Linked DNA regions of Homo sapiens: region 2 is linked to region 1. The links are chromatin loops, found by intact Hi-C in ENCODE. Cell type or tissue: heart right ventricle. All regions are shown on one strand. Links, peaks and the distances in the headings refer to the core of each region. The heading gives the core; the rest is flanking DNA. Region 1 has its middle 9.1 kb from the start of FIGN. Region 2 has its middle 240 kb from the start of FIGN.

The links. A loop is a pair of places that touch in the nucleus more often than their neighbours do. Peaks named below come from ENCODE experiments on the same cell type or tissue, not always from the same donor. Only the 100,000 strongest peaks of a DNase experiment are listed, where the experiment ranks them.
Region 2: it touches region 1 in a loop (2.4-fold over the local background); 3 of 110 quality-filtered maps call a loop at or near these places.

The regions. Positions count from the first base shown.
Region 1 is chr2:163,742,871-163,747,275 of GRCh38, reverse strand. No RefSeq gene overlaps it. Among named protein-coding and RNA genes, the nearest start is that of FIGN, 9.1 kb to the right of the region's middle. In heart right ventricle, for the core only: no CTCF peak of the experiment used is centred there; no DNase peak of the experiment used is centred there.
Region 2 is chr2:163,493,016-163,497,420 of GRCh38, reverse strand. No RefSeq gene overlaps it. Among named protein-coding and RNA genes, the nearest start is that of FIGN, 240 kb to the left of the region's middle. In heart right ventricle, for the core only: no CTCF peak of the experiment used is centred there; no DNase peak of the experiment used is centred there; H3K27ac peaks cover 557 bases.

The DNA of each region.
Region 1 (4,405 bases), core at 110-4,109:
ATAAGTATGGGTTGCCCTCTTCCCCATCCTCTCTTTTTAAAGAAGCCTGTGTTAATTATAATGCCACTTGGGAATAGAAACAATGAGTTAGTAAGATGCCTTCAGGATTAGATCTGATGACAGATTCTCTGAGGTCAGACACCGAGCATGGTGTGGAAAAATATCCAAAAGATTATGAAGCTCCTAAGAGGGATGCAGAAAGGCTGAAAGAATTTCATTGGACTAGGATAAACATGCATTCGTATCCACGGGACACGCTGACTGGATGCATTTTGGATCATACAAGCTGAAGACCCACATGGTAGGACCATGGATACCTACTGCACATGTATCTGAGACAGAAGTTCAAGCGCCATGCCTGAGCCAAGTGAGTTACACCTCAGTGAAGACAGAATATGGCTGTGAACCACAAGCCTTCTTGTCAAAAACAGGATCTAGAGTACCCATCAAAAGAAAAGAATGGTAAGAGGAGATTCCAAAATTAACTGAATGTGTCTCCAAAGAAGACTGAGAACTAAAAAAAAAAAAAACTGAGAGGACCTTGAACTATCTAGGTTTCTGTTTTGACTACTAACAGCTGCTGGAGAGCTAAAGTTGGTGTTTATATTTTTTTGTCCTCAGATACTCTATTCATTGTGACACATAGCCAACAATATAGACAATATTATAATGACAAGAGTAGATATAATGCATGTTTAACTATGGCAAACATCAAGGATGCTTCTGTGATAGATGGAAGGGAGAATAAGGAAAGAAAGTTATTGCTCTGTCAGAAGAGGTACAAATAGCCTTCATTAAACAAGGGCTGACATGAGCATGCTGTGCAACTGTGTAGCTTTAAGCAGTATAGTTATGGTAATTAAAAGAATGATTTCTATTTTTAAAACAATATTTATAGGTAGATGTTTATTAAAGTTGAAGCCATGTTTCTATACATACATTTTAAATTATTCATGATTTATATGACTCTCCTCCCGTACCTCCTCCTCTTCGTCCTTTCCTTCTAGAAGGTAAACATTGGCAATGGCCCTATAAAAATGATTTGAAGTGAAAGCTGCCATAATTTTTTATCACTGTCTTATCAATACAGTGATGTGACATTTTATAAGTTTAAGTTCAGTATCATCACAGGTAAAGTTAAGTCTTTATTTAAAATTTCCAGAATCAATAACTGAGCCTGGTAACATGGCCCAATATTTCAGTTCTTTTCTGGTGCAACATTGCCTATACCATATCCTTTCTGCTGCATTTTAAAATATTATTTCTTATCTCCAAGGAGCTAAAAATGGCTAGCTGGAGTATCAGGAAATACCTTGCTTTTTCCTCTTTAGCTGTTTCTTCTTCAGGTAGACTTAACTCCATTCATTCATTTAGTCATTCATTATTGTGTCTACCATATATGCCAGTTCAAATGATTTATTATTTTAATTTTTTGAAAGTTTATGTTGAAATATTTATTTTACTATTATATGTGGCCAGAGTCTCTATGATTTGCTTAAATTGGAAGCATTTAAACACTTTAATCAATTTTGAGAGTAATAGTTTCCACATCCCAAGGTCCTGATTGCTTCTGAAATGATGGGCTCATAGCTATGCTATGAGCCACAGAAACATGCAAAGTAGGTTCTCAAAATTAAGATATAAATTAGATTATTAAAAAAGCTCAGAGCTAGACAGTGGGCTAAAAAGTATTATGAGTATTCTGATAGGCTCTATTTGTTACTCAGATGCAAGTCGAATGGTACAATCATTTTCATGGTGTGGTGCAACAATTCCAGAGGGTAACATTCACAACAACCATGGCAAAAATGGAATTCCTGGTATTATGCATAATAATGATTCTACACAGCCATTCTGCAAACTCCACCACTACCACTTCCACCACCTCTGTCCCTTCTTTCGTCAAATATATTTGTGTGCTTACTAATAGGTGATCCCTTTCCCAGTATTCATCAGGCCAGTCTTGGTGGTCTCACTCCCCTTGCCATCACAGTTTAAAAATGTGACCCAACAAGGGTGAGAATAAATCCCCTGATGGCTTCTGGATAATGGTTTCCCTTACAAAAAAAGAGACATAGAGCAAGACAACACTCCTCTTCTTCCATTGGATGTAGTCTTGTCTCATGTGATGTTTGAAGCTGTTGCACCCATAATGTGGAGTAAAAATCACCAAAATATTCAAGATAGTAGAAAAGAAACCCAGGAACTTCCCTACCCTTATATTTTTATTGAGAGATAAATAAACCCCTTAGTTCTTGAGCTACTGTTAGTTTCTCCTTCTCTTACTTGCAACCAAAAGCATCCTTAATGAAAGCCACGAATTTGGCTACTGCATTTATGAGTATGGAAATGAAAAAGAATTGTGTTACTTCTTGTCATATCTTCTGACCAGAAAATACAAAATGAAACAAAACAAATCCAACCTTCTGGTGTTTCCACCAGTCTCACTATGGGACTGCAAGTCACTGCCTCTTGGTTTACAAAGGACATAATTAACATTTGGTGTTTACCAGTTGTTTTGGGGAGGTGGAGAAACAGTAGTAAATAAATTAACTTGGTTTTTAAAAATTAATTGGCTGTGATACTTGGGAGATCACAATATAGTATGGACTCCTAAAACACAGTTGATCCACTTGGTAATTCTGTGTGGATCTAGGGATTTATTTTTCTGTACCTGTATAACTGCCTTTCTCAATACCTGAGGCTCTCTTCACCTCTCTTTACCCAGATAGTTGGAAATCTGATTGTTGTGAGTATGACACCTGTGCGTATGACTCCACATGGAAAAAAAAAAAAGATAATATTTAGAAAGTGCAGCCAGATTTCTCAGAGGTGATACAGCCCAGACCTTGTCACTTTTGGAAATGATAATAATAAACACACTCGAAGCAGGGCACTTATTTTTATTTATTTATTTCATAATTTCAACTTTCATTTTAGATTCAGGAGCTACATGTGCAGGTTTGTTACATGGTTATATTTCATGATGCTGAGGTTTGGGATACAAATGATGCTGTCACCCAGGTAGTGAGCATAGTCCCTAACATTTAGTTTTTCAACCTTGCCCCTTTCCCGTCCTCCTCCTCTTATAGTCCCCTGCATCTATTATTGCCATATTTATGTCCATGAGTTCCCCATGTTTAGCTCCTACTTATAACTGACTACATATAGTATTTGGTTTTCTGTTCAGCAGGGCATGTTAGATAGCAGACAGATTGTACTTAAATATGCCTTTTTCTGATTACCTGTAAACCTATGCTAATGAGGATGGACGCCTAACACTGCAATCTATTTGTTTGTTTAATTTAGGTTGAGAGTCATTATTCCTATCTGTTGCCAACTAATAGGAAAGAGTACAAAAAAGGAGAACTTTTCAGTTATAAGGCTCAAGTCAACCAACATCAGGTCACTTGATAATGGTAGACCTGGCAGGGGTCCAAGGCAGGGGATCCTTCAAATATATTGTGGATGTCTTCACTCCTGTGATGGCTGTGAACTGTGGTGGAGCATCTATGTATCAGCAAGAAGGAGAGAAGAAAAGCATCAAAAAAGAGAAAGTGAATGGATATTACTTTCTTGGAAAAAAACACAGTATTTAGTGTTCTCAAAAGGAGAATTTTATTTTTCTTGTTTTAAATAATAATAATAAAAAAACCCGCATGGCTTGTGGCCTTAAGGAGAGAAGCACAGGTACAAGGCTGCTTTTGTACTCTATTAAGGTTGAGATTAAAGTCCCTACTGATAAACTGAACATTCTTTAAAAGTGACCAGAAGCAAACAGTGTCTGTTTGCTGCTACTTTATTACAAAGACACCACTGAGAATAGCTAAGAATATACTATTTGATCTTTAACAGGTTGACCAAATGATTGCAGTTGGCTCCAGTACATGAGATGCTTTCTGCAAATTATTGTTTCTAGTTATAAACCTTTATAATATCTCAGAATGAATTATGTATGTATTTCATGTTTTCTTTTCTGTTATCAGCCTTGATGTTCTCATTTCAAGTTTCACCCTAGCCTCCTAATAATGCAATATTGAGGCCATTCAGACACTAATTATGCCTCCGTGGCTTTTTTGAAATGACTAAATCAGCATCAGTTCTATAATTATCATTAGCAAGTTTGCATCAGTGGCTCACATCACTTGAAAAGCTCAACTTAAATGATTTGTGAATGTACTCATCTGATACATTGAACACTCTCCATAGATACAAACAGGTGCTTGCATATTGCTTTATGTAAAATGGAAAGTCTGCACATGCATATTGTATGAAATACATTTTCAATTCAATATTAAAATATTATTTCCATACTTGAAATATTAAGCTATATAGAGACACCCAAGATACCTGTGCTTTAAAAGCTCAGTTGGGGTGAGCAGTGTAAGGAAATAGAAAACTATTA
Region 2 (4,405 bases), core at 83-4,082, 250 kb after region 1:
CTAGAGCTGCTCCTATTCAGAGATCTTGCCAGCCAATCTGTTGTTCCCTTTTCTGTGTCCATGTGTTCTAATTGTTCAGCTCCCACTTATAAGTGAGAACATGCAGTGTTTGGTTTTCTGTTCCTGCATTAGTTTGCTGAGGATAATGGCTTCCAGCTCCATCCATGTTCCTGCAAAGGACATGATCTTTCTCCTTTTTATGGCTGCATAGTATTCCATGGTGTATATGTGACACATTTTCTTTTTAAAATCCAGCCTATGATTGAAAGGCATGTGGGTTGATCTCATGTCTTTGCTATTGGGAATAGTGCTGCAGTGAACATATGCATGCATGTATTTTTATAATAGAATGATATATATTCCTTTGGGTGTATATGCAGTAATGGGATTGCTGGGTCAAATGGTATTTCTGGTTCTAAGTCTTTGAGGAAGTACAACACTGTCTTCCACAATGGTGAACTAATTTACACTCCCACCGATAGTGTGAAAGCATTCCTACTTCTCCACAGCCTTGCCAGCATCCGTTGTTTTTTGACTTTTTAATAATCACCATTCTGACTGGCATGAGATGGCAAATCACTGTGATTTTAATTTGCATTTATCTAATGATCAGTGATGTTGAGCTTTTTTTCATATGTTTTTGGTCACATAAATGTCTTCTTGAGAAGTGTCTCTTCATGTCCTTTGCCCACTTTTAAATTTTTTTTTTTTTTTTTGTAAATTTGTTTAAGTTCCTTGTAGATTCTGGATATTAGACCTTTGTCAGTTGTATAGATTGCAAAAATGTTCTCCCATTCTGTAGAATGTCTGTTCACTCTGACGATCGTTTCTTTTACTGTGCAGAAGCTATTTAATGTAATTAGATCCCATTTGTCAATTCTTCCTTTTGTTGCAGTTGCTTTTGACATTTTCATCATGAAACCTTTACCTGTGCCCATATCCTGAATGGTATTGCCTAGATTTTCTTCTAGGGTTTTTATACTTTTCTGTTTTAAATTTAAGTCTTTAATCCATCTTGAGTTAAATTTTGTATAAGGTGTAAGGGAATGGTCCAGTTTCAATGTTCTGCGTATGGCTAGCCAGTTTTACCAGCATCGTTTATTAAATAGGGAATCATTTTCCCATTGCTTGTTTTTGTCAGGTGGGTCAAAGATCAGATGGTTGTAGATGTGTGGTCTTATTTCTGAGATCTCTATTCTGTTGCATTGGTCTATGTGTCTGTTTTTATACCAGTATCATGCTGTTTTGGTTACTGTAGGCTTGTAGTACAGTTTGAAGTCGGGTAGCCTGATGCCTCAAGCTTTGTTTAGGATTGTCTTGGCTATACAGGTTCTTTTTTTGGTTCTACATGAATTCTAAAGTAGTGTTTTCTAATTCTATGAAGACTGTCAATGGTAGTTTAATGGTAATAGCATTGAATCTACAAATTACTTTGGGCAGTATGGCAATTTTCACGGTGTTGGTTATTTCTATCTATGAGCATGGAATGTTTTTCCATTTGTTTGTGTCCTCTTTGATTTCCTTGACCAGTGGTTTGTAGTTCTCTTTGAAGAGGTCCTTCACTTCCCTTGTTAGCTGTATTCCTAGGTATTTTATTCTCTTTCTAGCAATTGTGAATGGAAGTTCATTTATGATTTGGCTCTTTGCTTGTTTATTGTTGGTGTATAGGAATGCTTCTAATTTTTGCAGATTGATTTTGTATCCTGAGACTTTGCTGAAGTTGCTTATCAGCTTAATTTGCATTTAAGCTGAGATGATGGGGTTTTCTAGATATAGGATCATGTCATCTGCAAACAGATGGTTTGACTTCCTCTCTTCCCATTTGAATACCCTTATTTCTTTCTCTTGCTGATTGCCCTGGCCAGAACTTCCAATACTATGTTGAATAGGAGTGGTAAGAGAGGGCAACCTTGTTTTGTGCTGGTTGTCTTTAATTTTTTAGGTGTTCTGTTTATAACTGTCTAACTTCTAACAATTTCTTTTACATTAGTAATCAGTATAATAATGTAAGCATTATGAGGACAGGAATTTTTGTCTGCTTTGTTCACTGATGTATTCTCAGTGCTTAAATAGTGTCAGCACATAGTAGGTACACAATAAATATTTGTTAAATAAAAACTGTATTAGTCCATTATGCTGCTATGAAGAAATACCTGAGACTGGGTAATTTATAAAGAAAACAGGTTTAATTGACTCGCAGTTCTGCATGGCCAAGGAGACCTCAGGAAACTTATAATCATGGCAGAAGGCATCTCTTCACAGGGTGGCAGGAGAGAGAATGAAAGCCAGGCAAAGGGGGAAACCCCTTATAAAACCATTAGTTCTTGTGAGAACTCACTCACTATTAAGAGAACAGCATGGAGGAAACTGCCGATGATTCAATTATCTTTGCCTGATCCCACCCTTGACATGTGGGGATTATTAGAATTCAAGGTGAGATTTGGGTAGGGACACAGAGCGAAATCATATCAAATACATTTAAAAATTGTCTCCAAATCGATTATTTTTTTTTTAAAAAGAAGTGTTTTGCAACCTAGAGTGCAGTTGTTAGTAAAAGTAATTTAAATAGGAGAGACGTTTTCTTTCTGAATGAGTTTTTTTTCTTTTCTAAAAATTTGATACACAATATTTGATGTTTGGACATTTTTGGTTGTTTCAACATATAGTTTTCAAAATAAAGAAGAAACAATATTTATTTTAGGTAACTATAATGTTACCTAAAAGAAAGTTAGGGACTCTGCTTCCTTCTTATTTATGTGCCTCTCCCATTGTTACATTGTTTGCAGATAAGAAAAATACAGAAATTACATTTCCCCCTGCTTTTCCCAACTTTTCAGCTTCACTGATTATTCTTTCTCCCCCTTTCCTCATTCCAGTGCCCACTTATGCCTTCTCTTTTCTGATCGTGTGCTTCCCCCTCCATACAATCAAAATGCATTTGACATGAATGATGAAAAATATAACTAAGGGGGTGAGGGTGGGTCAGGTACCTGGGGACCTGAACCCAGGTCACCATCTTTACACTGCAGTCTGTGTTTCTGGATTTACACAGGTGAAATGTTGACCTAGAAGTACAGCGTGTGGAACAAACTACTACAGCTTTAAGCTGTGAAGGTTTATCAAAAAAGAGCAGAAACAAAGGCAAGCAGATGGCTGAAGATGAAGGTCACATCAGATTGAGAAGTTTGTCAAAATGTGATGACATAGGTAATCTGTAAACTGTTATTGCGCCTAGCTGGAGGTGCTGAAAAACATTTTGAAATTACAAAAAACACTGGAGTCGCCAGCACAGAGGCAGGAATGATAGCCTGGAGTGGTTCTGGTCTATGGATGAATGCCAGATGTGGAAAGCGACATATCTGGAATTAATGATATTAAACATGCTTTTCTTTTATGCTCAATAATAACTCTATTATGATTGATACAAACCGCAGACACTTTATCTAGTACAAATGGAATCGTCTGTCATTGACTATATTAAATCATCAATTTCTGCATGATGAGGATCGTTTAGGGTAACTAATCATCTGTCTCGTTCTGAAGTCTTTAAGGCTCATCAGATAACGTTTTGAATACTGCCTGAGCAACCATGACAATCTAACCCTTCCATGTAAGGATTGAGAGGGGCCCATTATGCCGTCAAAGCCTGTGGAAATATCACAGCTCTTTCTCTACATAATACCCTGCTGTAAATAAATCACTCTCCACCACAAACTTTATTGATCACAAGCACTTCCATGCTTGTGTCTAGTGAAGTCTCTACAGAATAAAATGCTGCTTTATATTTTGTCTTGTCAAAATATTAAACGGCTCTGTCAAGCGGAGTCAGGGTAGCAGTGATGGTGTAATTCTGCTGTAGCCCTTCTCATTCCCTCCTTCTATCTCAGCTGCCAAGCTTACAAAGCAGGATTTTATTTTTATAAACTTTCCAATTATAGTCTCGTAAGATTATGAAGCCTTAAGATAAAGTGTCCTAATTTAGAGCAGTGGAGTACTGAACTCCTAGGAAAGCGACTGTTAGATAAAACAGCATTTCTCACAAGGAAAAAGATAACCTGGCTTATTTATATACACAACTTTAATGGGCAGTGGGAGTTAGGCTGAAAAAAATCTCTTTCATTTTACCTCGCAAAATGGAGGGAGGGTAGAATCTAAATGAATTTGCACTAAAGTGCTTATTAGTCATACTTAGGAAATTATGTGTTATGATCTAAACCAGCTTATGGGGGGCAGATGGGAAGACTGAGTTGAAACTGAAGTCCGCCATTAATGCAATACATATTTTCCAAATGGCATGGATAGGGTATGTAGCCACTAAGTGTTATCACATACTGTAGTATGTTTGTGGCAACACCCAGAAACAACAAGCAAATTCAAAGTGTAATTTACTGCTTGCTAATGCTGA